Linked DNA regions of Homo sapiens: region 2 is linked to region 1. A link is a loop called in an ENCODE intact Hi-C map of the cell type or tissue named here. Cell type or tissue: mammary epithelial cell. All regions are shown on one strand. Each heading gives the region's core, and the rest is flanking DNA. Links, peaks and the distances in the headings are about the cores only.

What was found. Hi-C counts contacts between places; a loop is a spot of excess contacts. Peaks named below come from ENCODE experiments on the same cell type or tissue, not always from the same donor. Only the 100,000 strongest peaks of a DNase experiment are listed, where the experiment ranks them.
Region 2: a loop joins it to region 1, with 19 times the contacts of the local background. A loop is called at or near these places in 3 of 110 quality-filtered maps.

What each region holds. Positions count from the first base shown.
Region 1 is chr19:15,081,643-15,098,334 of GRCh38, forward strand. OR1I1 (olfactory receptor family 1 subfamily I member 1) reads left to right here and starts at 569. Exons shown (of 2, transcript NM_001004713.2): 1 at 569-634; 2 at 5,411-11,328. The coding sequence starts at 5,424. The coding sequence ends at 6,491. In mammary epithelial cell, for the core only: a CTCF peak has its summit at 10,398 (motif pointing right); no DNase peak of the experiment used is centred there.
Region 2 is chr19:14,863,923-14,880,614 of GRCh38, forward strand. OR7A17 (olfactory receptor family 7 subfamily A member 17) reads right to left here. Exons shown (of 3, transcript NM_030901.2): 3 at 14,281-16,692. The coding sequence ends at 16,504. It also overlaps the pseudogene OR7A2P. Among named protein-coding and RNA genes, the nearest start is that of OR7A17, 14 kb to the right of the region's middle. In mammary epithelial cell, for the core only: a CTCF peak has its summit at 7,892 (motif pointing right); no DNase peak of the experiment used is centred there.

The DNA.
Region 1 (16,692 bases), core at 5,856-13,855:
TTCCAGCTACTCAAGAGGCTGAGGAGGGAGAATTGCTAGAACCCAGGAGGTGGAGGTTGCAGTGAGCCGAGATTGCTCCACTGTGCTCCAGGCTGGGTGAAAGAGTGACACTCCATCTCAAAAAAAAGTGTTTGATAAATTTATTTATTTAATACCGATTTATTGATTGATTGATACTCTTCGGAGCTTTCCTTAATGAGCCAGTTTCTTCCATAATGCAATGAATGAAAGGACCTCTCAGATTCAGGCATCTGAGTGCCCGACTGGAGTCTGGGACCCCCCAGACCTCTCTGCCTGGGAGCTTCCATGAAGCTCAGCCTGAGCTGGAAGGAGACCGTAGGGAGATGTCCTAGTGAGAGTGAATCCCTAGTCACTGTTTCCTCTTCTTACCCACTCGATGATCCCAAAGCACACCCATCTCCAAAAGAACAGGTCACATGTGGCAGAGGAGAAACAAAATAATTAGCATCCGCTTCCTTAACAAGGAGCTATGGGGACGAAGTCTCCTAGAGTCCCCAGACTATAAATACCCTGATGTTCCCCTGGCTCCCCCACTCACCTGCAGAGTCTGGGGGCGGGGGGGTACACATATGAATCCTTCCCATAGACATCAGGCTAACCCCAGCGATCACAGGTGAGTAGCCCCCATGCCCTTCCTAGGGGTTTAGTGCTGACCTCGGGATCCTCTAGCAGTTGGTGGAGAAGGAGGCTTCCCGGGACCCTCCCCTTGGTGATGCCATCCTGGTGAGCAGGTGAGGGATGGGGAAAGGATTGAGCTGAGGGTGGGGGTGGAGGGTTGTGGGAGAGGAATCTGTCTCCTTCCTAGAGGCCGAGAGAGAGAGAAGAGACTGAGACCAAGTCTAGACTCTCTGAGTGGACAAAGCACGCAGACGGCAGACCCTCTGTGGCAGGATATGTGGAGGAAAAGCACTGAGGGTCTGCAGCTGCAGGACACCTGCACAGATAGGAGAGGTCTTGAGAAACAAGTTTCTCCAATGCAGCAGCTCCCCAAGTGTGGTCCCTGGGCTAGAAGCACCAGCATCCTCTGGAAACTATCTAGAAGTGCTGGTTCTTACACCAGACATTTCAGGGAAAGGGCTTAGCTTTTTGTGTATGATGAGTTTGGGAGCGGGGGGGAGGGGGCGGGGGGATTGTTTTGTTTGTTTGTTTGTTCTTTCTGTTTTTGAGACAGGGTCTCGCTCTGTTGCCCAGTCTGGAGTGCAGTGGCATTATCATAGCTCATCGCAGCCTCGACCTCCCAAGCTCAAGTGATCCTCCCTCCTCAGCCTCCCGGGTACCTGGGATAACAGACATATACCACCATGCCTGGCTAATTTTATTTTCGTAGAGGCAGGGATCTTCCTATGTTGCCCAGGATGGTCTCACACTCCCGGGCTCAAGAGATCCTCCTACCTTGGCCCCCCAAGCAGCTGGGACTAACAGGTGTGTGCCACCATGTCCAGCTAATTTTTTATTTTGTAGAGATGGGGGTCTCACTGTGTTGCCCAGGTTGGTCTCTAACTCCTGGACTCAAGGGATTCTCCCACCTCAGCCTTCTGAGTAGCTGGGACTATGGAAGCATGCCACCATGCCCAGCAGATTGTTTTATTTTTTGTAGATCCAGGGCGGGATTGGGGGTGGGGTGGCCTCACTTTGTCTGCCAGGCTGGTCTTGAACTCCTGGCCTCAAGCAATTCTCCCACTTCAGCCTCCCAAAGTGCTGGGATTACAGGTGTGAGCCACCATGCCTGGCCCGCTTTTTGTGTTTTAACAAGCCTTCCAGGTGACCCTGAAGCGTGCTCAAGGTTGAGAACCGCTGCTCTATGCAACCCAAGTCAACAACTGAGGACTGTTACAAATATGTTGCCAGGAAGGGAATCGCAGTATTCTATCCAGCCTAGAGAAAACCAAGCATTGCATTGCAAAAACCTCAAGTCCAACACTAAAAAGCCTCAAAAAGTTAACATAGGGCTTTGCTGAAGGCCTCTTGGGGTTACCAAGGAGATTATGCTGCTAACCTTCCTAAAAACCCCTTTCATCGGCTGGGCGCTGAAATGATGAGATTACTGGGCTCACGCCTGTAATCTCAGTACTTTGGGAGGCCAAGGTGGGCGGATCACCGGGTCAGGAGTTCAAGACCAGCCTGGCCAACAGGCTTAGTAGAGGCGAAACCCCGTCTCTACTAAAAATACAAAAATTAATCGGGCGTGGTGATGCACACCTGTAATCCCAGCTATTCGGGTGGCTGAGGCACAAGAATCACTTGAACCCAGGAGACGGATGTTGCAGTGAGCCGAGATCGTGCCACTGTACTCTAGCCTAGGTGACAGAGTGAGACTCTGTCTCGAAAAGAAACACGTGTAAATGCTTGTAATTGAATATTTTTCCCTTGCACGTGTTGACAGCACAGAATTTAGCTTCGAAATGCCTCATAAAGAGGTGAGAGTGGCCATTCTTAGGGAGGCAGTGGAGTATGAGAGTGAAAATAAGTCTAAATTCAAAGGCGAGATCAGGCACTTGCAAGCTGAGTGCCCCTGGCAGCTCGCTCAGCCCCAGTCTGCTCACTGTAAATTGTAGCTAACACAATCTCCCTGTGGGAGTTATTGTAAGACCTATGCATTAAGAAACTGGCTCCTGGCTGGCTGCAGTGGCTCACGCCTGTAATCCCAGCACTTTGAGAGATCAAGCCGGGCAGATGATGAGGTCAGGAGTTCAAGACCAGTCTGACAAACATGGTGAAACCCCATCTCTACTAAAAATACAAAAATTAGCCATGCGTGGTGGTGCTCGCCTGTCATCCCAGCTACTCAGGAGGCTGAGGCAGGAGAATCTTTTGAACCCAGGAGGCGGGGGTTGCAGTGAGCCAAGATCGCGCCACTGCACTCCAGCTTGGGTGACAGAGTAAGACTCCATCTCAAAAAAGAAAAGAAAGAAAGAAACCGGCTCCTCATCAGGATAAATAGCTAATGCATGCTGGGCTTAATACCGAGGTGATGGCTTGATAGGTGCAGCAAACCACTATGGCACACGTTTACCTATGTAACAAACCTGCACGTCCTGCACGTGTATCCTGGAACTTAAAATAAAATGATAAAATTAAATAAAATAAAAATCATGCTGAGCAGCCAATAGCTGGGGGAAAAAAAAAGAAAGAAACTGGCTCCTAAGAAGGTTTAACCCATTACAGATATCATTATTGCTGAGGGCAAAATAAAAACACCTGTCCCAGCTACTAGGAAGGCTGAGGTGGGAGGAACACCTGAGCTCAGGAGGTACAGGCTGCAGTGAGCTGTGATTGTGCCACCGCACTGCAGCCTGGGTGACAGAGTGAGACCCTGTCTCAAAATAAATTAAATTAAATTAAATAGATCTTGTATTAGATAATTTTGCCTAACTGTAGGCTAACGTAAGTGTTCTGAGCACATTGAAGGTGGGCTAGGCTAAGCTGTGATGTTTGGTAGGTTAGGTATGTTCAATGCATTTTTGACTTATATATATATATATATATATATATATATATATATATATATATATATTTTTTTTTTTGAGACAGAGTTTCGCTCTTGTTGCCAAGGCTGGAGTACAGTGGCTCAATCTCAGCCCACTGCAACTTCTGCCTCCCAGGTTCAAGCGATTCTCCTGCCTCAGCCTCCCAAGTAGCTGGGATTACAGGCATGCACCACAACGCCTAGCTAATTTTGTATTTTCAGTAGAGACGGGGCTTCACCTTGTTGGCCAGGCTGACCTCTCAAACTCCTGACCTCAGGTGATCCCCCTGCCTCGGCCTCCCAAAGTGCTGGGATTATAAGAATGAGCCACCACGCCAGGTCTGACTTATGACATTTTCAATGTATGACCCCATTATCAGCCTCAGAACATCTGTACCTATCATTTCTTGGTGGTGAGAACATAAAATTGACTCTGAGTTTCTCTGGTATACAATGCATTGTTATTAACTATAGTCACTATGCTGTACAATAGATCTCTTGAATTATGCCTCCCATCTAATTGAAATTTTGTATTCTTTGATCAATATCTCCCTAACACCCACCTCCCGCCCCCAGCCCCTGGTAACCACCATTCTACTCTGCTTCTATGAGATTGGCCATTTTAAATTCCACATATAAGTGAGACCATGTGGTATCTGTCTTTCTGTACCTGGCTATTTTATGTAACAGAATGTCCTTCAGTTTCATCTATATGGTTGCAAATGATAGAATTTCCTCTTTTTTCCATGGCTGAATAAATAGTATTCCATTGTATATTCCTACCACATTTTCTTTATCCATTCATCGGTTTTTAACACAAAACTGATGTTAAAGATTACATATTGTTGGTGGAAGGATGAAGGGGAAGGAGGGTTGAGGGGGGAGGAAAGAAAAGAGGGAGATGGCCAGGCGCGGTGCCTCATGCCTGTAATCCCAGCACCTTGGGAGTCCAAGGCGGGTAGATCACTTGAGGTCAGGAGTTGAGACCAGCCTGGCCAACATGGTGAAAGCCCGTCTATACTAAAAATACAAAAATTAGCCAGTCATGGTGGTGCGTGCCTGTAATCCCCGCTACTTGGGAGGCTGAGGCACGAGAATCACTTGAACCCAGGAGGCAGAGGTTGTAGTGAGCTGAGATCGTGCCACTGAACTCCAGCCTGGGTGACAGAGCAAGACTCTGTCTCAAAAAAAGAAAAAGGAAAAAGAAAACAGGGAGAGAACACAGGAAAGGAAGAGAAGGAAAAACAGAAGATGGTCAGGTTCCCTTTACTGTATAGAGTTTTTGTTGAGGTTTGATTCTGCTTGATTTTCTTTTTTTATTTTTGTTTTTTGTTTTTTGTTTGAGACAGAATCTTGCTCTATAGCCCAGGCTAGAGAGCCGTGGCACAATCTCTGCTCGCTGCAAACTTTGCCTCCCGGGTTCAAGCTATTCACCTGCCTCAGCCTCTAGAGTAGCTGGGATTGCAGGCGCCCACCACCACGCCTGATTAATTTTTTTGTATTTTTAGTAGAGACGGGGATTCACCATGTTGGCCAGGCTGGTCTCGAACTCCTGACCTCAAGCAATCTGCCCGCCTCAGCCTTCCAAAGTGCTGGGATTACAGGCGCGGGCCACTTGGTTTTGTTTTCTATGAAGCTTTGCTCCACTGAAGGAAGCAAAAGTGTTTATAGAGAACATCCAAGTTGACTATGAGCGACTCCGTTAGATCCTTGAGACCCTGACTGTCTCAGGCATGAATGACTTGGCTTGAGGAGCAACAGAAGCCCACTGAAGATGGCTTGAGGTTAACTGAACACAAAGGAATTTGATGGATTTGATGGAATTTTCACAGAACAGTATAGGTTTCCGTGGGAAGCTGGGACCAGAATGGCATCTCTGACACCTGGCTCTGTGTGGTTTTTCTCCCTTTTTGTTCCCACTAGTCACAGACCATACATGGAACCAGAAAAGCAAACCGAAATCTCAGAATTCTTCCTCCAGGGACTCTCAGAAAAGCCAGAGCATCAGACCCTCCTCTTCACAATGTTCCTCTCCACATACCTGGTCACCATCATTGGAAATGCCCTCATTATCCTGGCCATCATCACGGACTCTCACCTCCACACACCCATGTACTTCTTTCTCTTCAACCTCTCACTCGTTGACACCCTATTATCCTCCACCACCGTCCCCAAGATGCTAGCGAACATCCAGGCTCAGAGCAGAGCCATCCCCTTTGTGGGCTGCCTCACCCAGATGTATGCCTTCCACCTGTTCGGGACCATGGACAGCTTTCTCCTGGCAGTAATGGCCATCGACCGCTTCGTGGCCATTGTCCACCCACAGCGTTACTTGGTTCTCATGTGCTCCCCTGTCTGTGGGCTGCTGCTGGGAGCATCATGGATGATCACCAACCTCCAGTCTCTCATACACACCTGCCTCATGGCTCAACTGACCTTCTGCGCCGGCTCTGAAATCTCCCACTTCTTCTGTGACCTCATGCCCCTGCTGAAGCTCTCCGGCTCAGACACGCACACCAACGAGCTGGTGATCTTTGCTTTTGGCATTGTCGTGGGCACCAGCCCATTCTCCTGCATCCTTCTCTCGTACATCCGCATTTTCTGGACAGTCTTTAAGATCCCTTCTACTCGGGGCAAGTGGAAAGCCTTCTCCACCTGTGGCTTACACCTCACTGTGGTGTCACTGTCCTATGGGACCATCTTTGCTGTGTACTTACAGCCCACATCCCCCAGCTCCTCCCAGAAGGACAAGGCAGCCGCCCTAATGTGTGGGGTGTTCATCCCCATGCTCAACCCCTTTATCTACAGCATACGGAACAAGGATATGAAGGCAGCCCTGGGGAAGCTCATCGGCAAAGTGGCCGTCCCCTGTCCTAGGCCAGAACAGTTATTGGATGTTTATCATGTTCCAGGATCACTGTTGGCTGCTAGGGACACAGAGATGCATCCCATCCCCTACCCTGGAGGAGTTCAGAGTCTAGCTGGGAACAGAGACATGGAATAAATCCTTCCAGTACAACGTGATAAATGTGTCATAAAGAGATGAACAAAGTGTATGAGCACCCAAAGGAAAGGTGTGCATTTTCCCCAGGATTTATCTTCCCCAAAAAGATCAGAATAGCAAGGATCAAACTGGCCTGAAATTAGCCCTCCTGGAGGATCAGCCTTTTAGGATTGCTATGTGAATAAGAGTAGTTGAAAACAAGAGACGTAGCTACACTCATTTTAGTATTGACAAAGGCCAGGTGTGGAAGCTCAAGCCTGTGATCCCAGCATTTTGGGAGGCCAAGGTGGAAGGATCACTTGAGGCCAGGAGTTTGAGACCAGCCTGGGCAACATACAGAGACCCTATCTCCACACACACACACAAAATCACTTTAGCAAGACATGGTGGTATACGCCTGTAGTCTCAGCTAATCAGGAGGCTGAGGCAGGCAGATCATTTGAGCCCAGGAGTTCAAGGTTGCAGTGAGCTATGACTGCACCACTGCACTTCAGCAGTTTGGGAAACTGAGCAAGATCTGTCACTCATAGGTAGATAGATAGATAGATAGATAGATAGATAGATAGATAGATAGATAGACAGACAGATAGATAGAGAGGATAAGATAAGATAGGTAGATAGGGTGGATAGATAAGATATGTAGATAGATAGATAGATAGATAGATAGATAGATAGATAGATAGATAGATATACAGATAGATACATAGATAGATAGGATAGATAGGTAGGTAGGTAGGTAGGTCAACCGATCGATAGATCTATCTATTGACAGACAGATAGATGATTGATTGATAGATAGATCATATAAGTAGATAGATGATAGATAGATAGATAGATAGATAGATAGATGAGATAGGTAGGTAGGTCAGTCGATCGATTGATCAATCGATCAACAGATAGATGATAGATAGATGGATGGATAGATAGAGATAGAGGAGGTAGGTAGATAGATAGATAGATAGATAGGTAGATACAGACAGCCCATGTATTAGCCAGTGTTTCCTAAGTGTTGTGGAAGAACTTTGAAAATATTTGCAAGTGAGATTAGCTCACGTGCTGTTCGCTTAGTCAGCCAGCAAGCCTCAGCCTCCTGGGGGGTCTTGAGACCTCCACTTGTAACTATGACTGTGGTTGGGGCTTACTTTCTCAATTCCCAACAGGCTTCCTGTCTCCCCACAACCCCCAGTCAAGGGGACTCTGATGCAGACGGTCCATCAATCGTAGTTTGGGAACACAGACCCTAGCCTAGCTCCAAAATCTATGTGTTTCCTGTGACATTCATCGCCTGACTCTGAACCCAGTATGATTCTACACGCAGGGTCAGCCACAGCAGATCAGGTGGCCCGGGGCACTTAAAAAGTTAGTGTTATGGGTTGAACTGTGGCTCCCAAAAAAAGATACGTGGGAGGCCAGGCGCAGTGGCTCACACCTGTAAACTCTGGCACTTTGGGAGGTTGAGTAGGGAGAATCATTTGAAGCTAGGAGTTCAGGACCAGCCTGAACAACATAGTGAGATCTCATCCCTACAAAAAATAAAAATGAAAAAAGAAAAAATTACCTGGGTGTGGTGGTGTGCACCTGTCATCTTAGTTACTCGGGAGGCTGAGACAGGAGGACCTCTTGAGCCAAGGAGGTCGAGGCTGCATGAGCTATGTTCCTGCCACTGCACTCCAGCCTGGGAAACAGAGCAAGGCCCTGTCTGCAAAAGTAATAATAATAAAATAAAAAAGATATGTTGAAGTCCTAACCCCAAGGACCTCAGAATGTGACCATATTTGAAGATAGGGTGTTTACAGAGGTCATTAGATTACAGTAAGGTCATTAGGTTGGTCCCTAATCTGATACGACTGGCGTCCTTATGAAAAGGGGAGATTTGGACACAGGCACCCACACACATGGAGACCGCCACATGAAGATGGAGGCAGAGATTGGGGTGATGCTCCTACAAGCCAAGGAATGCCAGGGACTGCCTGCAGACCACCAGAAGCCAGGAGAGGCGTGGAACAGGCTATCCCTCTCAGCCCTCAGAAGGAACCAAGGAATCAAAGCTGCTGACAACTGATCTTTTTTTTTTTTTTTTTTTTTTGAGACGGAGTCTTGCTCTGTCATCCCGGCTGGATGCAGTGGCATGATTTTGGCTCACTGCAACCTCCACCTCCCAGGTTCAAGCAATTCTCCTGCCTCAGCCTCCCAAGTAGCTGGGATTACAGGCACCCACCACCACGCCCAGCTAATTTTGTGTTTTTAGTAGAGATGGGATTTCACTATGTTGGCCAGACTGGTCTCAAACTCCTGGCCTCCAGTGATCTGCCCACCTCAGCCTCCCAAAGTGCTGGGATTACAAGCGTGGGCCACTGCACCTGGCCCAACACCTTGATCTCGGACTCTTAACCTCCAGAACTGTAAGACAACAAATTTCTATTGTTTAAGTCACCTAGTTCATGGTAATTTTTAAATTTTTTTTTCTTTTAGAGACAGACAGGATCTACTGTGTCACCCAGGCTGGAGTACAGTGGTGCAATCATAGCTAAAGTGCAACCTCACCTCAAACTCCTGGGCTCAAGCAATCCTCCTGCCTCAGCCTCCTGAGTAGTTGGGACTACAGGCCTATGCCACTGCAATCAGCTATATATATTTGTAGAGACAGGGTCTCACTATGTTGCCCAGGCTGGTCTCAAACTCCCGGCCTCAAGAGATCTGCCCTCCTCGGCTTCACAAAGTGCTGGGATTGCAGGTGTAAACCACCACACTCGGCCTGATTTGTGGTACTTTGTTGCAACATTGCTAGAAAACAAATGCAGTTAGTTTAAGAAATGTCAGCAACCTACAAAACCTACAAAGTGTCCCAGTACATCCTCTCAAGTTTACAATTGACCATGTGTTCTGGCCAAGGGACCCTGGGCTAGAACTGGAGAAAAGGATGAAGGATTTAGATTGCATGGATTCACTTACTGGGTATCAGCATGATGACAATAATGATGATGACAACCGAGATTTATTATCTGAACAATGCTAACTCCTTTATATGCACAATCTCAATAAGTGTTAAGCAACACCCCTACAAGGTAGGTGCAGAAGTAATTGTGGTTTTGCCACTGAAAGTAACAGCAGGCTGCGCATGGTGGCTCACACCTGTATTCCCAGCACTTTGGGAGGCCGAGGCGGGCAGATCACAAGGTCAGTAGATCGAGACCATCCTGACCAACATGGTGAAACCCCCTCTCTACTAAAAATACGAAAATTAGGCCGGGCACAGTGGCTCATGCCTGTAATCCCAGAACTTTGGGAGGCTGAGGTGGGCGGATCATGAGGTCAGGAGATCAAGACCATCCTGGCTAACATGGTGAAACCCCATCTCTACTAAAAATACAAAAAATTAGCCGGACATGTTGGCGGGCACCTGTAGTCCCAGCTACTCGGGAGGCTGAGGCAGGAGAATGGCCTGAACCCGGGAGGCGGAGCTTGCAGTGAGCCAAGGCCACGCCACTGCACCCCAGCCTGGGTGACAGAGCGAGACTCCTCCTCAATTTAAAAAAAAATACAAAACTTAGCCAGGCGTGGTGGCCCACACCTGTAGTCCCAGCTACTTGGGAGGCTGAGGCAGGAGAATGGCGTCAACCCGGGAGGCGGAGTTTGCGTGAGCCGAGATCGCCCCACTGCACTCCAGCCTGGGTGACAGAGCGAGACTCTGTCTCAAAAAAAAAAAAAAAAAAAAAAAAAAGTTTGTAATTTAAAAGTTTGAGCATCACTGGGCTAGATGGGGGTCCTGTAGATAACCGGGACCCAAATAGGCTTTAGGTACAGAGATACAGGAGAACCAGATTTGGGGTGCCGCTCTAGCCACTGTGTCCAGGAGGGAACCTTCCCAACCGCCCTAAAAGCTCTGAAAACTACAGTTAGAGAAGTGGCCACTAGGTGGCAATAATGTCATTTCACAAATTGGATTTAAAACGCTTTTTTTTTTTTTTTTTTTTTTTGGTTTTTGGTTGTTTTTTTTTTTTCCCCGGAAACTTGTATTCTAGCTGTGAACTGGCCCAGGTCCATGGCCCTTAGGTGTAATCTCCCCCTGGAAGGGCACAACAGGTGCAAAGTTTCCATGATGAGAAGGAGCCTGTGTTGTTTAAAGAAATCACGGAGACTGGTGTGGCCTGAGCCCAGAGTGACAGGGAAGCTGGGTTTGCAGGGGGCCCGTGGAGGGCACTGGGAGTAACACGGTGTGTGGACCACGGGGAGTGGGACCATGACAAGGTTTAAGGAGGATAGGGGGTGGGGCTGTGCTTCAGAACGAACCTGCCAGTTATCCATGCCATAGATCTGGAGTCAGCAAACTTTTTCTGTCAAGGTCCAGGTCGTCAATATTGTCAGCTTTAGGGACCTTACCATCTCCGTTGCAATGACTGAACTCTGCTGCTGTCTGGCGAAAGCAGCCATAGATGAGACATCAACGAATGGGCTTGGCTGTGTTCCACTAAAACTTTGTTTATAAACACAGAAGCTTCCATTTCATATCATAGTACATGTCATACCTTGTAGCCTTTGGGTTTGTTTTCAACCACTTTTAAAATGTTAAAACTACTCTAGGCCAGGTGCATTCACTCATGCCTGTAATCCCAGCACTTTGAGAGGCCAAGGGAGGAGGATTGCTTGAAGCCAGGAGTTCGAGACTGGAGTGGGCAACATAGTGAGACCTCCCCCATCTCTACAAAAATTTTTTAATTAGCTGGGCATGGTGGTGCATGCCTGTAGTCTCAGCTACTCAGGAGGCTGAGGAAGGAGGATCACTTAAGCCCAGGAGGTCAAGGCTGCAGTGAGCTATGATTGCACCACCGCACTCCAGCCTGGGGGATAGAGTAAGACCACTGTCTCTAAAAAACTTAAAAAATAAATAAATAAATAAAAATAAATGCAAAACTATTTTTATTTCAAGGGCTGGATTTAGCCTATGGGCCATAGGTTGCCAATCCTCGTATAGATGGATGGGAGTGACAAGAGTTAAGGGGACCAAGAAAGACCAAAAAGTGAGAGGTGAAGTGGGCTGAAAACCATCAGAAGATAAGGAGCTGGTGCCACAGGACCTTTGCAAATGCTGTTCCCTCTTCCTGACCCCTCCTGAGTAAATTCCTGCTTGGCATTGAGATTTCAGCACAAACTCCACTTCCTCAAGGAAGCCTCCCCTAACCTCCATCCCTTGCCCAGCTACATCAGTTGCCCTAATGTTACACTCGCTATCCCCTCTCTCATCATCACTCATCATTAGTGATCTCTTCATCACTGCAGTGGTTTTGTGGGGTCTTTTGTTTTGTTTTGAGACAGAGTCTTGCTCTGTCTCCCAGTCTGGAGTGCAGTGGGGCGATCCCGGCTCACTGTAACCCCCACCTCCTGGGTTCAAATGGTTCTCCTGCCTCAGCCTCCCGAGTAGTTGGGATTACAGGCACGCATCACCATGCCTGGCTAATGTTTTGTATTTTTAGTAGAAACGGGGTTCACCGTGTTTGCCAGGCTGGTCTCGAACTCCTGGCCTCAAGTGATCCACCTGCCTCAGCCCCCCAAAGTTCTGGGATTACAGGTGTTAGCTGCTGCACCCGGCCTCCTCACTGCAGTGGTTTTATATTAGTTTGTGTAACCCTTTGATTAATGTCTGTTTCACCCATTTGACTGAGCTGGGAGCTGGGACCTGAAATAGTGTTATCTTGTTTATCTTTGCACCTCTGTGCCCCTATGATTAGTACGGTAGCCACTCAATGTATGTTTTCTGGCCACGCACCGTGCCTCACACCTGTAATCCCAGCACTTTGGGAGGTGAAGGCGGGCAATCACCTGAGGTCAGGAGTTCAAGACCAGCCTGGCCAACCACGGCCAACGTGATGAAGCCCCATCCCTACTAAAAATACAAAAATTAGCCAGGCGTGGTTGCACGTGCCTGTAATCCCAGCTACTCAGGAGGCTGAGGCAGGAGAATCGCTTGAACCCGGGAGGCAAAGGTTGCAGTGACCCAAAATCATGACACTGCACTCCAGCCTGGGCGACAGAGCAAGACTCTTGTCTCAGAAGAAAAAAAAAAACAAAAAACACTTTTTTTCTTTATTTTAATTTAATCTTATTTTATTTTATTTATTTTATTTTTTGAGATGGACTCTCACTTTGTCGCCCAGGCTAAAGTGTAGTGGTGTGATCTTGGCTCACTGCAACCTCCGCTTCCCGTGTTCAAGTTATTCTCCTGCCTCAGTCTCCCAAGTAGCTGGGACTACAGGTGCCCGCCACCATGCCCAGCTAATTTTTCTATTTTTAGTAGAGGCGGGGTTTGACCATGTTGGCCAGGCTGGTCCCGAACTCCTGACCTCAAATAATCCACCCACCTCAGCCTCCCAAAGTGCTGGGATTATAGGCATGAGCCACCGCACCCAGCCACAAAATATATTTTCTGAATGAATGAATGAATGAGGCAGTGTGATGGAAAGGTTTTAGGAATACCGGATGGGGCAGCCAAAGTAGGCTGCTGAGTTGGAACAAAGATACCTGCAGTCAAGGTTAAGTGAGAGATGCACTCCTCCTTTGATATCCCCAACCTTCAGTTATGCCTGTCCCACACTCAGGTGCCTTGTGGGACTGGGACTCTGCTGAAATTAAGAAGCCAGGGGCCTCATCCCACAGAGCAAAACCAGCAAGATGGCGGGACTCCTTAATTCAGCAACAACAAAAGACAGAAAATAATCTGGAAATTCTCTAAAATCTTAGCAAGCATGCTGGAAGAGGTTTGAGCCAATCTTATCCAGTAAATTTTTTTTTTTTTTTTTTTTGAGACAGGGTCTCGCTCTGTCGCCCAGGCTGGAGTGCAGTGGTGTGATCATGGCTGAATGCAGCCTCGACCTCCTGGGCTCAAGCAATCCTCCCACCTCAGCCTCCTGAGTAGCTAGGGCTATAGGCACGCACCACCACACATGGCTAATTTTTTTTACTTTTTTATAGAGACGAGGACTCACTATGTGGCCTATTCCGGTCTTGAACTCCTGGCCTCAAGCCATCCTCCCACCTTGGCTCCCAAACCGCTGGGATTACAGGTGTAAGCCACTGCACACGGCCCAAGCCTATATTAAGAGTACAAGAACAGACCGGGCACAGTGGCTCACGCCTGTAATCCCAGCACTTTGGGAGGCCAAGATGGGTATATTACCTGAGGTCAGGAGTTCGAGACCAGCCTGGCCAACATGGTGAAGCCCCCATCTCTACTAAAAATACAAAAACTAGCCAGGCGTGGTGGCATGCACCTGTAGCTCCAGCTACTCAAGGCTAAGGCAGGAGAATCGCTTGAACCTGGGAGGCGGAGGTTGCAGTGAGCCAAGATTGTGCCACTGCACTCCAGCCTGGGTGACACAGCAAGATTCTGTCTCAAAAAAAAAAAAAAAAAAAAGTACAAGAACACTTCCTTCTCTCCATGTGAAATTTTATTGGGTGATTCAAAGCAAATCTGGAGATTCGGGAACTGAGGCTCAGAGACGAAAAGTGACCACCCCAAGGCCACATGCCAGATCTGGGGCAGAGTGGGGGAATCCAGCCCAGGCTGGTGTGACCTCAAAACCCAGCCTCTCCCTCCCTCATGATGCTGGTAGCCTCCCAGGTGGGTGACTTGCCCAAGGTCACACTGCAGCTTGGAGCAACTCAAGGCCTGTCCCGGGAGGAGGGAGCAGCCCCTGTGTGGGACTCTGGGGAGTGAAAAGCGGACAAGCCAGCAGGAGTGGCCACTTTCTGGAAAGTGTAAGAAAGATTCACTAAGATTTGGGCTGAAGTTCGCAGAGATGGATTGGGACAATCCTCCCAACTGTCCATTTGCCAGGAACTTGGCAGGAAATGGAGGTGGTTTTGTTTGTGTAAACCTTTGTGGCTGGGGATCCCAAAGGCATCCCTCACCTTTAATGATTTGCTAGAAAGACTCACAGAACTCAGTAATGTTATTATACTCATGGTTTATTGCAGTAAACAGATACAGATTAAAATCTGCAAAGGGCCAGCCACAGTGGCTTATGCCTATAATCCCAACACTTTAAGTGAGAGATGCACTCCTCCTTTGATACCCCCAACCTTCAATTATGCCTGTCCCACACTCAGGTGCCTTGTGGGACTGGGACTCTGCTGAGGCAGGAGGATCACTTGAAGCCAGAAGTTCGAGATCAGCCTGGGCAACATGGCCAGACCCTGTCTCTACAAAAAATTGTAAAAATTAGCCAGGCGTGGTGATGCACACCTGTAGTCCCAGCTACTTGGGAAGCTGAAGTCGGAGGATCACTCAGATCTAGGAGTTCAAGGTTGCAGTGAGCTAGAATTGCACAACTGCACTCCAGATGAGGCAACAGAGTAACCCCCCCCCCTTTTTTTTTTTTTTGAGACAGCATCTAGCTCTGTCACCCAGGCTGGGATGCAGTGGTGTGATCACAGCTCACTGCAATTTCTGCCTCCTGGGCTCAAGTGATCCTCCCTCCTTGGCCTCCCAAAGCAACGGGATTACAGGTGTAAGCCACCACACCTGGCCCCCATTAAAAAAAAAAAATCTGCAAAGGTAAAAGGCAGATAGAGCAGCATCTAGGAGACACCAGGCATGAGCTTCCAGCTGTTCCCTCCCAGTGGAGTTGTACAGACATAGACAATGCTGAATTCTCACAGCCACAATGTGTAACAACAGGTGCAGAGTGTTGCTAACCAAGGAGCTGACCCAAGCCTTGGTGTTCTGGGTTGTTTTTGTTTGTTTGTTTTTTGTTTTTGTTTTTGTTTTTTTGAAACGGGGTCTCTCTCTGTCACACAGGCTGGAGTGCAGTGGTGCGATCTCGGCTCACTGAAACCTCTGCCTCCAGGGTTCAAGCAATTCTCTGCCTCAGCCTCCCGAGGAGCTGGGATTATAGGCGCCCACCACCATGCCCCGCTAATTTTTTGTATTTTTAGTAGAGATGGGGTTTCACCATCTTGGCCAGGCTGGTCTTGAACTCCTGACCTCGTGATCCACCCGCCTCGGCCTCCCAAAGTGCTGGGAGGTGTTCTGGGTTCTTATTGGAGGTTGGCCACTGTATTACAATAGTTCCCGCTTCTTCATGAGGTTTCAGTTACCTGCTGTCAACAGCAGTCCAAAAATACTAAATGAAAAATTTGAGAAATAAACACTTTGGGTTGGGCATGGTGGTTCACGCCTGTAATACCAGCACTTTGGGAGGCCGAGGCGGGCGGATCACGAGGTCAGGAGATTGAGACCATCCTGGCTAACATGGTGAAACCCCATCTCTAATAAAAATACAAAAAAAATAGCTGGGTGTGGTGGCGGGCGCTGTAGTCCCAGCTACTCAGGAGGCTGAGACAGGAGAATGGCGTGAACCTGGGAGGCAGAGCTTGCAGTGAGCCAAAATCACACCACTGCACTCCAGCCTGGGCAACAGAGTGAGACTCCATCTCAAAAAAAAAAAGAAAGAAAAAGAGAGAGAAAAAAAAATAAACAATTAGTAAGTTTTTTTGTGGGTACATAGTAGGTGTATATATTTATGAATTACATGTCATATTTTGATACAGGGATGTACACATCAGGGTAAAATGGGTATCCATCCCCTCAAGCATTTATCTTTTGTTTTACAAACAATCTGATTATGCTCTGTAAGTTATTTTCAAATGTACAATTAAATTATTTTTGACTACAGTCACCCTGTTGTGCTAGCAATTCATACGTTTTTGGTTTTGGGTTTTGAGACAGTCTCACTCCGTCACCCAGGCTGGAGTGCAGTGGCACAATCTTGGCTCACTGCAACCTCCACCTCCTGCATTCAAGCAATTGTCCTGCCTCAGCCTCCCGAGCAGCTGGGACTACAGGTGCCCGCCACCACACCCAGCTAATTTTTTTGCATTTTTAGTAGAGATGGGGTTTCACCATGTTGGTCAGGCTGGTCTCAAACTCCTGACCTCAGGTGATTTGCCCACCTCAGCCTCTCAAAGTGCTGGGATTACAGGCATGAGCCACTGCGCCTGGCCACAACTCATACGTTTTAAAGTGCGTGCCATTCTGAGTAGTGTGATGAAATCTTGCACCATTCCACTCCATCCCAGCTGGGATGTCAATCCTCCCTTTGTTTGGCACATCTGCACTGTAAACACCCCACCCATCAGTCCCTTACTAGCCATGGCAGTTATGAGATCGACAAAACACAGTATAGCTAGGGTTCTGTACTACCCA
Region 2 (16,692 bases), core at 4,000-11,999, 220 kb before region 1:
TCATAGTAGAGCTAAGGTACACCCCTAGCCCCGTACCATAAAATATGGAGACAACTGAGAGGTGAGATGCACAGGTGGAAAGTGCCTTGTACTTCCCCTGAGTTGACGAGATTGCACGTATGGAGGAAACTATCCTACAGTAAGAATAAAGGATCCCAACGAGAGGACCACCGTCCAGCAGCACAGCTGCAAAATGCATCACCATGTTGTTCACAAAGGTGTCAGAACAGGCAAGGTGGATCATCTCATTAAGTTCACAGAAAAAGTGAGGGATTTCCAAGTCTGTGCAGAAGGACAACTGCAATGTCACTAAGCTTTGTAACATGGAGTTTAGGACACTCATGATCCAGGACACCAGAACCAGCAGTCCACAGAGCTGAGGGCTCATGATGACCGTGTAGTGCAGGGGGTGACAGATGGCCACAAACTGGTCATAGGCCATCACGGTCAGGAGTAAGCTGTCCAACACTATAAAGAGTACAAAAAAGCACATCTGGGTGATGCAACCTGCATAGGTAATGACTTTGCTCTGTGTCTGGATGTTCACCAACATCTTTGGGACCATGGTGGAGGCAAAACAGATATCTACGAAGGACAGGTTGGAGAGAAAGAAGTACATGGGGGTGTGGAGGCAGGAGTCTGAGATTGCGGCCAGGATGATGAGCAGGTTCCCGAGCACAGTGACCAGGTACATGGACAGGAACAGCCCAAAGAGGAAGGGCTGCAATTCTTGTTTCTCTGAAAATCCTAGAAGAAGAAATTCTGAAATTTGTGTCTCATTCCCTGCTTTCACCTGGTTGATGTTTCTACCAAAAACAAACAAACAAACAAAAAAACACACAAGAAAGAACAGAACATGAGAAAAACATGCATTACAAACTTACCAGAAATGCTGTCATACATATTCTACAGTGAAGAAGCTACGTTTTATTTTATTTTTTATTTTTATTTTTTTGAGTTAGAGTTTTAATCTTTATGCCCAGGCTGGGGTGCAATGGCGTGATGCTGGCTCACTGCAACCTCCGCCTCCCAGGTTCAAGCGATTCTCCTATCTCAGCCTCCCAAGTAGCTAGGATTACAGGCGCACGCCACCATGCCTGGCTAATTTTTGTATTTTTAGTCAAGACTGGGTTTCACCATGTTGGCCAGGAAGGTCTCAAACTCCTGACCTTAGGTGATTCACCCGCCTCGGCATCCCAAACTGCTGGGATTACAAGCATGGGAAGAAGTAGTATCTAAGGTTATGGTTTCATATTATATAATGATATAAGGATTCCAATATTTATGAGAAAGGTGGTCTTTAGTCAGATGATAAATAATGATCACCAAATGATGGTCAAAGGTAATGCAACTTCTAAGAAGAGATCTAATACAAAAAGCCAAAAAGCACAATAAAAAATAAGAGAGAAAACAAGTTGGAAATGCATGCATAAAAGGCAATTTATTTGTCCAAATGTTGCAGAAGAACTTTCTACATTTATGTAGCAAGGAGGGGAGCACACTATGATCAATGGATTTGGCTACACAATACTTCTAAGCTTTCACACATTTCCCTCAAATACATTGAAAGTTACATAACAGTAATAAAAGACATATGCCAAAATTGATGAAGAACTCCAAGTCTTATATTTTGATAAATGAAATAAAACAGGATTAAAAATATTACAAACCCATTTTACAAAAGGAAAGTTCATGTACAGTTTGCAATAGCTGTAAATGTCTAACAAATACACAGATATATTTAGCTTCACTAGTAAAAAAAAGTGGCAAAGTTTGTTAGTATTTCACTTTTTCACCCATTAAATAAGTTTTTGATTTCATTTGAATACTTAGCATGAGAGAAGATACTACAAAATGTATACCTCATGACTGCTGTTGTCAGGTAGTTTTTGAAAGGAATTCATTGGTCTGGATCTTTCTCACCAATATGGAAAGACAGTCAAATATGCCCCTTCTTAAAAACAAACAAACGAACAGACAAACAAATCCCTCTCTTCAGTGTATATCTCTCCACAGGTAATTGACAGAGCAGGAGCACCATCATCTTGGACAACCGCCACTTTAAGTTCCAGCTCCTTTTCTAACCTCATGCATCTTAAGAAAATCACTTCTCTTCTAACAACAAGCAGCCAGAAAGAGCAGACAGTAAAACACAGATAAGACAGCTCGGGCATAGAGGGAGGGGGAAAGTCTCTTGGGTAACCACCAAACCTGGCACTCACACAGTGGGCCCCAGAAAAACAGTGGGCTCTAATAAGCACATTCCTTTCCCTTTAGGTGCACTAAGATAGGGAAGCTAAAAGCAGACTTGGGGGGTATGCCTGCAGCTGCAAGAAGATGTACGGGAACAGACACAAAAACTCTCTCTCCAGGTAAGCAAGACAAAGAGGCACAGAAACATTCCAAGCCGGTGATAAGCTCTCCCGCCTTGAACCCTTAAAAACTCTTAGTCTGTAAGAGAGTGCCTTGGCTGGCACAGTGGCTTACATCTGTAATCCCAGCACTTTGGGAGGCTGAGGCAAGCAGATCATGAGGTCAGGAGTTTGAGACCAGCCTGGTCAACATAGTGAAACCCTGTCTCTACTAAAAATACAAAAAATTAGCTGGGCGTGGTGGCAGGCACCTGTAGTCCCAGCTACTTGGGAGGTGGAGGCAGGAGAATCACTTGAACTTGGGAGGCAGAGGTTGCAGTGAGCTGAGATTGCACCACTGCACTTCAGCCCGGGCAACAGTGTGAGACTCCGTCTCAAAAAAAAAAAAAAAAAAAAAGAAAGAGAGTACCTCTGACCTAACTCAGCCAGAAGCCCCTCTCAGGTTTGTTCTCCAAAATAAACCTGTCTTCAACCGTTGAGCTGCTTTTCATGTTTCTTTAACTATTACAGTAGTACCCTATTTTTCATCTTCACTTAATTGTAAAGATCCTTGGGCACGGATGCTACTTTTACTGGAGCCACTTTAATCATCTCATTTCCTCTTCTAATTGGGCTTCTATTACTATTACTTCATTGTCAACAATCATCCTCCAATGCTGAATTCAATGTTCATGTCTCTTTTTAGTATCCTAAGTAAATACCTGAATCAATTAATTAGTCAGGCAAGTTAGCAAACAACCACAACAATCTCTCCACTCTAGCACTGGTTGGTTTGGCTCTCAGGTAGCCTTAGGTTCACGTTCACAGCTCCCATTCTCCCTGACCCTTTCCCGCAGTACCTACTGGACTCTTTGACTTACCTTGACTGGTTTTCTGAAAGAAAAGCCTCCATGTGGAAGTGTGAATTCCTCCCTGAATGGTTGTTGGTGGAGATGGAAGCTCTGTCCCGAGACAAGACAGTAGGAGAAAGGAAAGCATCGGTGCCCAAGCCAGCAGATTTAGACTCCAAAAAACACAAGCATGTCCCATCCAGCCCAAGGTTGCATATGCTAAGTGACAACAGCCAAGGGGGTACTTACAGATTTGCACATTAGGTGCATTTCCTCTTGTTATTCCAACCCTGAGCAGATCATTTTCCTTTGGGATTTTACCCTGCTCTGAATTGATTTTTTCCCTGTATTCTCTATTCCCAAGACACCATATTAAGCCTGCAGTGAATCCAGTCTTTATTATTCCTTCTCCATGGACTTGTTTGCCTTCCAGAGTTCTAACCTCCTAATGCCTTACTCTATTCCTCATTCCCGAGGGAAGGTTTTCTCCTAAGTCTAAACTAAGGAACTTGTCTTAACTATGTTCCTTGCATCTCCAAGGTATTCACTTGTGATGGGAACACAGCCCTTGATATCTCCAGAATTATCGCTATTTTCCTCTTTAACAAGGGGGTGAACTCTGTTCTGATATAAAACCGTGAGTCCTACATTTCTTGAAATCATGATGCTTTTGCCAAAACAATGAGAAATTTTGTACTTCTTAAAAAGGTTAAGAGCTGTCATTTAATTCTTCATGTATAAAACATCTGGTTACTCTTAAGAGATATATTTGGCTCTTTTCATGCAAGTTGCCCTGAGAATAGCACCTTCTAAAGATTATTTAATTTAATTTTTCAAAATTTATTTATTTAAATTGACAGATAAAATTGTATTTATCACAAAAAACATCACATTTTGAGGTATATATACATTACAGAATGGTTAGGTCTAGCTAATGGATATATGTTTTACCTCACATAGTTATCATTTTTGTAGTGAAAACACTTAACATCCACTCTCTTAACATTTTCCAGAAACACCATATATCATCCTTAAATATAAAATCTTCATGCTATACTATAGATCTGCTGAACGTATTTTTTCTGGCTGCAATTTTGTATCCTTTGACAAACATTTCCCCACTCCTCCTCCCACAACAGCTGTAGCCTCTGGTAGCCACTGTTCTACTCTATAATTCTATGAGATCAACTTTTTTATATTCCATATGATTAAGATCATGTGATATTTGTGTTTCTGTGCCTAGAATATTTCACTTAACATAATGCTCTCTAGGTTCTTTCATTTTGTTGCAAATCACAGTATTTCCTTCTTACACAGGGCTGTATAGTATTCCATTATGTACATATGCCACATTTTAATATCCATTCATCCACTAAGGTACACTTAGATTGACTTCATATCTTGGCTATTGTGACACTGCAATAAACAGGAAAGTGCAGATATCTGTTTAATACACTATTGTCATTTCCATTGGATAAATACCTAGTGGGATCCCTGAGTCGCATTCTATTTTTAACTTTTTGAGGAACGTACATACTGTTTTCCATAATGGCTATACTAATTTACATTCCATGAACAATGTATAAGATTTCCCCTTTCTCCATATCGTTGTCAGCATTTGTTATTTTTCCTGTCTTTTGATAATAGCCCTGTTAGCTGGGATGACGTGGTATCTCATTGTGGATTCAATTTGCATTTCCCTGATAATTCGTGACTTTGAGCACTTTTCATGGACCATTGTATACTTGTATGTCTTCTTTTGAAAAAAGTGTCCTCAGGTCGTTGCCTATTTATTAATCAGATTATTTTTTCCCACTATTGAGTTTTAAAATACATTCTAGATAACCATTTTTCAGATGTTTAGTTTGGAAATATTGTCTCTCATTGTACAGCTTTTCTCTTGGATCTGTCAATTATCTCCTTTGCTGTGCAGAAGATTTTTTAGTTTGATGTCATCCCATTCATCTATTTTTACTTTTGTAATCTATGCTTTTGAAGTTTTATTTTGAAAAATCTTTACCTTGGCTAATTTTATGAAGCTTATCCCATGTATTTTCTTCTAGTAGTTTCATAGTTTTTGGTATTCCATTTAAATATTTATTTCATTTAAAGTTAATTTTTGTATATAGCAAGAAAAGGAATCTAGTTTCCTTTTTCTGAATGTGGATATCCAGTTTTCCCAGTAGCATTCATTAAAAAGACTGTCCTTTCACCAATATGTGTTCTTGGCACTTTTGTCTAAAATCAGTTGGCTGTAAATATGTGTTTATTTATGGGTTTTCGTCTCTGTTCCTTTGGCCCATGTGTATGTTTTTATGCCAGCACGAAGCTGGTTTAGGTACAATAGCTTCATAATATAGTTTGAAGTCAGATAGTGTGATGTCTCCAGCTTTGTTCTTTTGGTTCAACATTGTTTTAGCCATGTAGGGTCTTGGATGGTTCCATATGTATTATACAATTTTTTTTGTATTTCTGTGAAGAATGTCATTGGTATTTTGACAGGGATTGCACTGTGTCTTTTGATCACTTTGGGTATTATGGGCATTTTGATAATATTGTTATTTAGTTATTTATTTACTTTTTGAGACAAAGTCTCACTCTGTTGCCAGACTGAAGGCCAGTGGCACGATCCCCACTCACTGCAACCTCCACCTCCCAGGTTCAAGTGATTCTTGTGCCTCAGCCTCCTGAGTAGCTGGGACACAGGCATCCGCCACCTTGCCTGGATAGTTTTTGTATTTTTAGTAGAGATGGGGTTTTGCCACGTTTGCCAGGCTGGTCTCAAACTCCTGACCTCAGGTGATCTGCCTGCCTTGCCCTCCCCAAATCCTGGGATTATAGGCATGAGCCACCGCACCTGGCCAATTTTGACAATATTAATCAGGAATACATGTTCTACCTTCAGTCCTTGGCAGAGAGCATGTATTCTAAAGTTTTAATGAGAAAATCTTTCATGCATTTGAGGAATATAAAGTGGATTTTGGCATATTCCAGGCACTGTCCAGAAAATGAATGTGTGATGTTATAAAACAAAAGAAGAAAGAGGTAAGAAGGAGAATGTGGATGGAGTGTTATTTTTTATTGGGTGGTCAGGTAAGACCAGTAGACAAGGTGACAACTGAACAGAGACCACAATGAAGACAGGGTGGAGTCACCATGTTCCTTGCAGAAGCGTATGCAAGGCAGAAGGAACGACAATGAAAGACCCTGAGGCGTGTTCTTCTTTCAGATGTTCAAGTCCAACAAGTAAGCCAGTGTGGCAGGCAAACAAGCAAGAGGAGAGGAATGAGAGATGGTTTCAGAGGATATTGAGGAAGGAGTTGGCCTGGAAGCTGCTGAAACCTGAAGACACAAGGAGTCCTTCTGTCCAGATGTTGCATTTGCACTTTATTAATTTGGTTGCAAAGGCGCCCCATGAATTGCAATGAACTTCCTCTTTGTTTCCTGCTGTGGCCTTGAGTTCTGATGTTCATATGATGAGTTATCTTTTGGAATACATAGCCCAGGTTCTCTTTGTCTGAAACTTCTCACCCTAAAGAAACACACACACACACATACACACGGAACACATATACACATCTGACGTTCATATTTTGTGTTGTCATTTGGAATATGTAACTCAGGATCTCTTTGTCTGAAACTTCTTCTCACTCTGAAGCATCATACACACACACACACACATAAACACACACACACACATAGACACATACACACATATATACGGAACACACATACACATCTGCTGTGGCTTCCTGGGTGCATGTTACTCCCATGCCCTTCTCAACACCAATTACAGCATTAGAAAGGAAATGGATACCAGGTAAGATTTGAATAATGAAAATCTAAAACAAACTTATGAAAGAAAAGATATGAAATAAATTACTGACGTGAGTCAGAAATTCAAAATTAAAGTGGCAAACATCTGCAAATAAATGCTCAACCATTGTGGAAGACAGTGTGGCAATTCCTCAGAGATCTAAAGACAGAAATATCCTTCAACCCAGCAATCCCATTCCTGGGTATATACCCATAGGAATATAAATCATTCTATTATAAAGACACATGCACACGTATAGTCATTGCAACACTATTCAAAATAGCAAAGACATGGAGTCAACCTAGATGCCCATGAATGATAGACTGGATAAAGAAAATGTGGTACATATATACCATGGAATACTATGCAGCCATAAAAAAGAACAAGATCATGTCCTTTGCAGCAACATGGTTGGAGTTAGAGGCCATTATCCTTAGCAAACTAACACAGGAACAGAAAATCAAATACCAGATGTTCTCACTTACAAGTGGGAGCTAAATCATGAGAACACACGGACACAGAGAAGGGAAAAACACACTGGGGCCAACTGGAGGGTGGAGGGTGGGAGGAGGGAGATCAGGAAAGATAACTAATGGGTACTAGGCTTAATACCTGGGTGATGAAATAATCTGTACAATAAACCCCCATGACACGTGTTTACCTATGTAACAAAACTGCACATGTACCCCTGAACTTAAAAGTAAAAAAATTAAAATACGCTTTTTTTAGCAGTAGAAGAAACAGTATTTAAAGCCATAATTTCATTCCTATCTAAGTATAAATGGATCCAAATATGCTTACGAAAAAGATCTTAAGTTGAATGTAATTTTAGTTTGTATTCAATTGTAGGTTGTGAGTGCAAAAGAGTATCTTCCACAAGATGGCAGTAGATTACTGCTTTAAAATATAGATCTGCATATTCTCATTTATATGCAGAATCTAAATAATCAAACTCATAGGGATAGAGAGGAGTAAGGCAGTGGTTACCAGGGACTGGAGTATGGGGTGGGGTGGATGCAGAAAGCGGAGACATTAGATAAAGGATATAAAGTTAGCAAGAATGGGTTCTAGTAATCTATTGCACAGCATGATGACTTTAGTTGAGAATAATGTATTATATATTTCCAAAGTGCTAGTATCATAGATTTTAAATGTTCTCAACCACAAAGACATGATAAGTGTATGAAGTGACCGATACATTAATTAGGTTCCTTTAATCATTCTACAATGAATACATATAAAATAACATCTTATCCTGTGTTAGTTTGCTGAGAATGATGGTTTCCAGCTTCATCCATGTCCCTGCAAAGGACATGAACTCATCCTTTTTTATGGCTGCATAGTATTCTATGGTGTATAGGTGCCACATTTACTTTATCCAGTCTACCATTGACGGGCATTTGGGTTGGTTCCAAGTCTTTGCTATCGTGAACAGTGCTGCAATAAACATACGTGTGCATGTGTCTTTATAGTAGAATGATTTATAATCCTTTGGGTATATACCCAGTAATGGGATTGCTAGAAAACCAAACACTGCATGTTCTCACTCACAAGTGGGAGTTGAACAATGAGAACACACGGACACAAGGAGGGGAACATCACACACCGGGGCCTGTCGGTGGGTGGAGGGCTAGCGGAGGGATAGCCTAATGCAGATGATGACGGCTTGATGGGTGCAGCAAACCACCATGGCACGTGTATACCTATGTAACAAACCTACGTGTTCTGCACATGTATCCCAGAACTTGAAGTATAATAAAAAATAAAAATAGAAATAAAAATAAAATAACATCTTACTGCACCCCACAAGAATGCAATGATTTTTGTCAATCAAAACAGAAATTAAAACATTAAATTAAAAATAAAAATAGATCTAATTACAAAAGGAAGCAATAAGCAAAAACAGATGTGAAATAAGATGGAAATACTTATGAAGGATGATATATTTCTAGCAATGATGCAGAAGAATTTTCTAAGTCAAAAAACAATTGGAGAGGTGGGAACAAATTATGACAAACAGATTTGAGCACACAACGCTTATAAACTTTCACACATTTTCCTGATATACACCTCTACATACATAAAAATTAAACATTATTCAGCAAAGTTGGTGAAAAAGCTACAATTTCTTGTTTGAAAGAATGCAGTCAAAAGAATGAAAACATTCAGACGTCAGAACATGAAAGCAGGGAACTTGCATAATTTGCAATAGAGAAAATAAAAAGCAAACAAATCCAGCCTCACCAGAAGAAGAAAATAATTGCAAGCAAAAACTCTTTAGTATTCTCATTTTGACCTATTGTATAACATTTATTTTTCATGTGAATATCCAACATGAAAGAAGAGACTATGAAATGTATGTCTTGTGAACTGCTGTTGCAAGATGGAATTTACAAGTAATCCATTGGTGTGGATCTTTGCAGTTAAGCACAGAAACATGCTCAAATACGCCTCTCTTAAAATTTGTTCCAAAGTCTCTCAATTCATTGCACATCATTCCACACCAAATATTCTACTATCCTGCTTCTTTCACTGCAAAATTTCTAGTATGTGTTGTAATTTACTGGAACCACTTTTTGTCTTCCATTCCTTCTTCAATCTCATCCAAATCAACTTCCTTTATTATCACTTAGTTGTCAGCAATGATCCCTGCATTGCTTAGTATGACAAACACTTCTCTTTTTAACATATTAACTATATTAAATATAAATTAGTCAACCAGGCAAACAAACACACATCAATCTCTCAGCTTGACTTAGGCTAGTTTGGCTTTCAGGTAACACTAGGTAAATATTCTTGACTTATATTGCCTCTGAACATTTTCTGCAGTACCTACTGGGCGGACTCACCTGTATGGGGTCTCAGAGAGGAAGGTCTCCATATGGAAGTCTGAGCTCCTCCCTGGATGCTGATAATGGAGAATGAAGCTCTGTCCCCAGACAAGACAGTAAGAAGAAGTGAAACATCAGCACCTTAGCCAGACATATGTCTACAAACCATTCACATCACATCCAGTCCGAAGCTGTTACAGTCTTAAGGACAATAGCAGATGAAATAGATTTTTACAATTCCCTGTATCTATGCATCAGACAAATTTCCCTTTTTTCACTCCAATCCATGAGCACCTAATCTTTTTTCATCTGTTGACTTTTAAAAAAGTTATTTAAATAGTTTTTTGGGGAACAGGTATTGTTTGGTTACATGAATAAGTTCTTTAGTGATTTCTTTTTTTTTTTTGAGACAGAGTCTCGCTCTGTCGCCCAGGCTGGAGTGCAGTGGCGCGATCTCAGCTCTCTGCAAGCTCCACCTCCCGGGTTCACGCCATTCTTCCGCCTCAGCCTCCTTAGTAGCCGGGACTACAGGCGCCCACCACCACGCTCGGCTAATTTTTTGTATTTTTAGTAGAGACGGGGTTTCACCCTGTTAGCCAGGATGGTCTCGATCTCCTGACCTCGTGATCTGCCCGCCTCGGCCTCCAAAAGTGCAGGGATTACAGGCATGAGCCACCGCGCCCGGCCTTTAGTGGTGATTTCTGAGATTTTGGTGCACTCATCACCTGAGCAGTGTACGCTGTACCCCATGGATAGTCTTTTATTCCCCATCCCCCTCCCACCCTTTCCCCAAGTCCCCAAAATCCATTGTATCATTCTTATGCCTCTGCATCCTCGTAGCTTAGCTCCCACTCATGAGTGAGAACCTATGATGTTTGGTTTTCCATTCCTGAGTTACTTCACTTAAAATAATGGTCTTCAATTTCCATCCAGATTGCTACGAATGCCATCAATTCATCCTTTTCATGGCTGAGTAGTGTCCCACGGTGTGTGTGTGTATATAACAATTTCTTTAGCCACTCATTGTTTGGTGGGCATTTAGGTTGGTTCCATATTTTTGCAATTATGAGTTGCATGAGCACCTGATTTTTCGTTGGACACAGGTCTGGAAAAGAAGAAACATTTTTCTGCTGATTCTGTTCCAAAGAGATCAGGCTAGAAGTCAGGTGAATCCAGACTTCATTACTTCTCTGTGAAATCTCCCACCTGACGATGGTCTAGCCTCCTTAGCACTTTTGCTGAAACTTGAGTTAAAATTGTCTCCAAAGATTAAGACGAAGAATATGTCTTCACCAGGGCCCTTGGAAACTCAACGTATTGACTTCTGGTAAGAACATAGTTTTATTGACATCTCCAGAAAATTGCAATTCCCTCTCCAACAATGGAGATAATGTGTTCATTTGCTATAAAACCATTGATAGTTAGTATAATCCTTGGCTTCCTGATGCTATCGACAAAACAATTAGGAGTTTCATGCTTGTATACACAAGAAAGTGTTGTCATTTAATCCTTAATTTATGAAACATTTGGCTATTGCAAGAGATATAATTACACATTTTATGCACCATGGACTGAAGTTGGAATCTTACATGGTTTGTCTCATTTAATGTCACATGTAATGTGTCTCATTTTTGCACATTCCCATGCTACGAGGAGCCTCTTTCTACATTTGTAGAATTGGGGCTAAGAAGGGTTAAGTGATCTGCCCAGTGTTATGAACTGAGGGAAGGATGAGCTTTGATTGGAACTCCATCAAGATGTTTCTAGTTCTTGGCTGCAGGCGGTGGCTCATCCCAGCACTTTGGGAGGCCGAGGTGGGTGGATCACGAGGTCAGGAGCTCGAGACCAGCCTGGCCAATATGGTGAAACCCCATCTCTAATAAAAATACAAAAAATTAGTTGGGCGTGGTGGCAGGTGCCTGTAGTCCCAGCTACTCGGGAGGCTGAGGCAGGAGAATCGCTTGAACCCAGGAGGCAGAGGTTGCAGTGAGCCAAGATCACACCACTGCACTCCAGCCTGGGTGACAGAGCGAGACTTGGTCTCAAAACAAAACAAAACAAAACAATACAATACAAAACAAAACAAAAAAAACGGTTTCCAGTTCTCACAGTCTCGGTCAGTGGTTCTCAACCAGGGATGATTGTCCTTCCATGAGACACTTGGAAATGTCTGGATACATTTTTTGTTGTTGTCACCTAGGGAGGTGCTACTGGAACCTAGTGGATTAAAGCCAGGGATTGCTGTTCAACATCTCACAATGCACAGAACAGTCTACACCAGAAGTATCCATAAACATGTTAACCTTGGAGAGGTTGAGAGAATGTTTTGGAAAAGAATATACTCAAATTGAAAGTTTTTATAATTCATTTGGGACCTTGTTCAAATGCAGATTCTGATTTGGGACATTGAGGGTAGGCAGAAACGTTGTGCATTTGTGGCTGTTTCCCTGTTGATGGTGATGCTGTTCATTCTGTTCTGTGAAGCACTCTTTGAGGATCCAGTGTTAGAGTCAAAGAAAACTACTTTTAAACCTTTTTCACCAAGAATCGTACCACATACCTCATGTCTGCCTTTAGGAGGTCAAATGTTTCCCTCAGTGGCTCAGCTTCTGCAGAAACAAGTTTATACAAGCCTCTTGAGTACTTCCCTCACAGTAGGATAAAAAACTTTTAGAAATTCCACCCACCTTGTAGAATTTATGTGAGAAGTAAGTAACAGTTTTTTAAAATTTTACTTTAAGTTCTGGGATACATGTGCAGAACATGCAGATTTGTTACACATAGGTATACATGTGCCATGGTGGTTTGCAGCACCTATCAACCCGTCATCTAGGTTTTAAGCCCCGCATGCATTAAGTATTTGTCCTAATGCTCCCCCTCCCCTTTCCTCCCCAACCCTGCCAACAGTCCCCAGTGTATGATGTTCCCCTCCCTGTGTCCATGTGTTCTTACTGTTCAACTCCTACCTATGAGTGAGAACATGTGGTGTCTGGTTTTCTGTTCCTGTGTTAGTTTGCTGAGGATGATGGTTTCCAGTTTCAGGACATAGGCATGGTCCAAGACTTCATGACTGAAACAACAAAAGCAATGGTAACAAAAGCCAAAATGGACAAATAGGATCTAATTAAACTAAAGAGCTTCTGCACAGCAAAAGAAACTATCATCAGATTGAACAGGCAACCTACAGAACAGGAGAACATTTTTGCAATCTATCCACCTGACAAAGGTCTAATATCCAGAGTCTACAAGGAACTTAAACAAATTTGCAAGAAAAAAACAAATAACTCCATCAAAAAGTGGGGGAAGGATATGAACAGCAATAACAGTTTAAAGCTCACTGGAAATTCCTTGGCACAGAGGAGCTGTTCAATGGAGAGCAGCTATAGTGACTAGGTTCCAACTCCCCATTTCCTAGGCTCATGGTGACACCAGAATGGTGTTTGGGGACAGGAAGTGAGTCTAGCATTGCCCTGCTCCTGGGAGGCAGCAAGTTGTGATCATGAAGGAGGACTTCTACCTAAGGCCCTGTATAGGGAGAAGAGAACTTGAGAGGCCATCATTCTATACTTTGTTGAATTCAGGGACATCATCTGTGTTACTCTTATGTTCCCTCCAAATAGTCATATTAAGGAATTTTTAGACTCTTTCAAGCTGTTCTACTATCTTCTTCTCTTAGGAATATCTATAAAGCTGATGTTTCTTGGTGGATCATATTAATCCTCTAGCTCTTCTGGGAACTCCTCCAAGTCTTCATAGAAATCTTATCTTACTTGTTGAAAGTCTATAGAATGTAATTCATAAACACTTAATGTTAACAGAAGTGCACAATATTTGCATGTCTGTTTCACCCCCAGATAGATAATTTTTATTTTTTACTTATTTATTGAGTCCTCTATTGTCTTTATGACAATTGTCATTCTCCATCCTTGGCTCTGGGTCTTGATGATACCTCATTTGGGAAGAATCTATGTCCCTGAAATGGTTGACATTGAGCTTGAACATAAGACTGCTTTTTCTATCAGGATTTGAGCAGTCATGAGATGTTCAGTATTAAGAAGAAATAAGAGTTATTGTGAGATCCCACCACTTCTACTGATCTTCCTCTCCATTCACCATGTCCAAAATTGAAAAAACGAACTAGATTTGGATGGTCCTGTGGACTCAATGTTTTTGTCTCCTCCAGTATTCATATGTATTAATCCTTATTATAAAATCTTCTTTAGTATAGCTCCCTATGTGGAAATAAAAGCATGTCATTAAACCTTTTTCTATTAGTATACCTTGTTATGCAGCAGTAGCTTAATGATACAATCAATGCAAGCAGAACAAAAGAATTCAGAATAATTTAATGCCTCTTATTTTTGGACATTTGTTCTGATATTTAAAGGCAGCATTCATGTTTATTTCAGATAACTGTATAAAAAATGAGACTACCTATTAGATTCCCTTCTAGGGAGCTAGAATATTTTGAAAGAACGTGTATGTATTTGTAGATATAAATTGTGATTCTGATTCACAAGTCTCTATTCTCCAAGCCAATGCTGGTTAGAAATTCAGGTTCCTTTGTGAGTCATCATTTGATTATAAGGGTTGAAGAGAGTTAGAGTATAAAAGAGACAAATGAACTGATGATAAGTTAAATACACACATTGTTCACTTACCTACATTTTAATGGCTAAGACACAATATTTTAAAAGGAAGATTTTAAGCAGGACAACAGAAGGAGTCTTATTTGTGTGTAGCACTGTAAATTTTTAAGCAGAAACAGTAAAATGATATAATGAAATTACATAGACTGTGATTCCAAATCCTTCCCTTGGACTAACAAACCTCATTACAAATGGGCACCAAGCCTCTATAAGTAGATGTATATCATCAGATCAAATCTCCCAATGCAATTCAATGTATGACTGATTTTTTTTTTTGAGATGGAGTCTCTGTCACCCAGGCTGGAGTGCAGTGGTGTGATCTCAGCTCACTGCAACCTCCACCTCCCAGGTTCAAGTGATTCTCCTGCCTCAGCCTCCTGAGTAGCTGGGATTACAGGCATGTGCCACCATGCCCGGCTAATTTTTGCATTTTTAGTAGAGACAGGGTTTCACCATGTTGGCCAGCCTGGTCTTGAACTCCTGACTTCAGGTAATCCACTTGCCTCAGCCTCCCAAAGTTCTGGGATTACAGGCGTGAGCCACCATGCCGGGCCAAAAATTTTACTCCATCTTTTTTTCTTTTATATTTTTGTGGGTACATAGTAGATGTATATACTTATGGGGTACATGAGATGTTTTGATACAGGCATGCGTTATATAATAATCACATCATGGTGAATGGGGTACCCACCCCATTAAGCATTTATTCTTTCAGTTATGAATAAATTTTTTAATCCATATTCTTTCAGGTGTTTTTGTAATCTAAGTCCAGATGAAATCAATTGATTCACACAAATTTATTTTTCTGTGCAGACTACACTTGAAGTGTGAATTTGATAGGCAATTTTTTTTTTTTTGAGATGGAGTTTCGCTCTTGTTGCCCAGACTGGAGGGCAATGCTGTGATCTCGGCTCACTGCAACCTCCGTCTCCCGGGTTCAAACCATTCTCCTGCCTCAGTCTCCTGCGTAGCTGGGATTACAGGCATGCGCCACCACGCCCAGCTAATTTTGTATTTTTGGTAGAGACGGGGTTTCTCCCTGTTGGTCAGCCTGGTCTCCAACTCCCTACCTCAGGTGATCCGCCCGCCTTGGCCTCCCAAAGTGCTGGGATTACAGGCCTGAGCCACCGTGCCTGCACTTGATAGGAAATTTTTACCTTCTTACTCTTTCCAGGGAATTGAGCAGGCACGGTGGACACTGAACTGAATAGAGGACAGGACCCTAATGAGTAGGATAAAATGCCATGATGACAGCACTTTGGGGGGCCGAGGCAGGCGGATCCCCTGAGGGTAGGAGTTCGAGACCAGCCTGGCCAACATGGTGAAACCCCTTCCCTACTAAAAATACAAAAATTAGCCGGGCATGGTGGTACATGCCTGTAATCCCAGCTCCTTGGGAGGCTGAGGCAGGAGAATTGCTTGAACCCAGGAGGCAGAGGTTGCAGTGAGCTGAGATGATGCCACTGCACTTCAGCCTGGGTGACAGAGCGAGACTCCATCTAAAAAAATAAATGCCATGATGAGCTAAAATGCACACTCGTGTGGGGTAAAGTTTACATGACCAGGAAGAACACTTAAGGTGGTGGTGGAGAAAGGAATAAGCTCAAAGTGAAAAACTGTCTTCTCAGATATTTATCTAAAATAAAATTATATTAATGACCTTATGGCTGCCAGGTGCAATTGATTCTGCAGGACTAATGCAACCCACAAGTGTAGGAGAAAAATAGGAATCTCCACCTTGTTTCTGACCCTAGTTTGGGAAAAACATTGGGAAAGTAGGAAAATGACAAAAAAAAAAAAAAAAAAAAGATTGGATATCAGAGAGCGGAAAGCTTTATAAAGGAATACATTAAATTCTATGTCAGTTGAGATCAAAGAAATTGAAACTCTGAGAAAAAATAGAAGGAGCAAATTCCACTTTCACAACCTGATTCGTGAATCACAATTTCTGAGTATGAGACTTAAAGCTCTGAAATCACAGTTATTTCTTGAAAAATGGCCCTTTTATTGCTTTCCTCTGAAGGACATTTTCAGAGCCCTCTTTATGTCTTTATTCCTCAGACTGTAGATAAAGGGGTTCAGCATGGGGGTGGCCACAGTGTACATCACTGAGGCTGTTGCACTTGTGTGTGAGTTGTGGGTTGCAGCAGAAGTAAGGTACACACCTAGGCCCGTACAACAAAATAAAGAGAC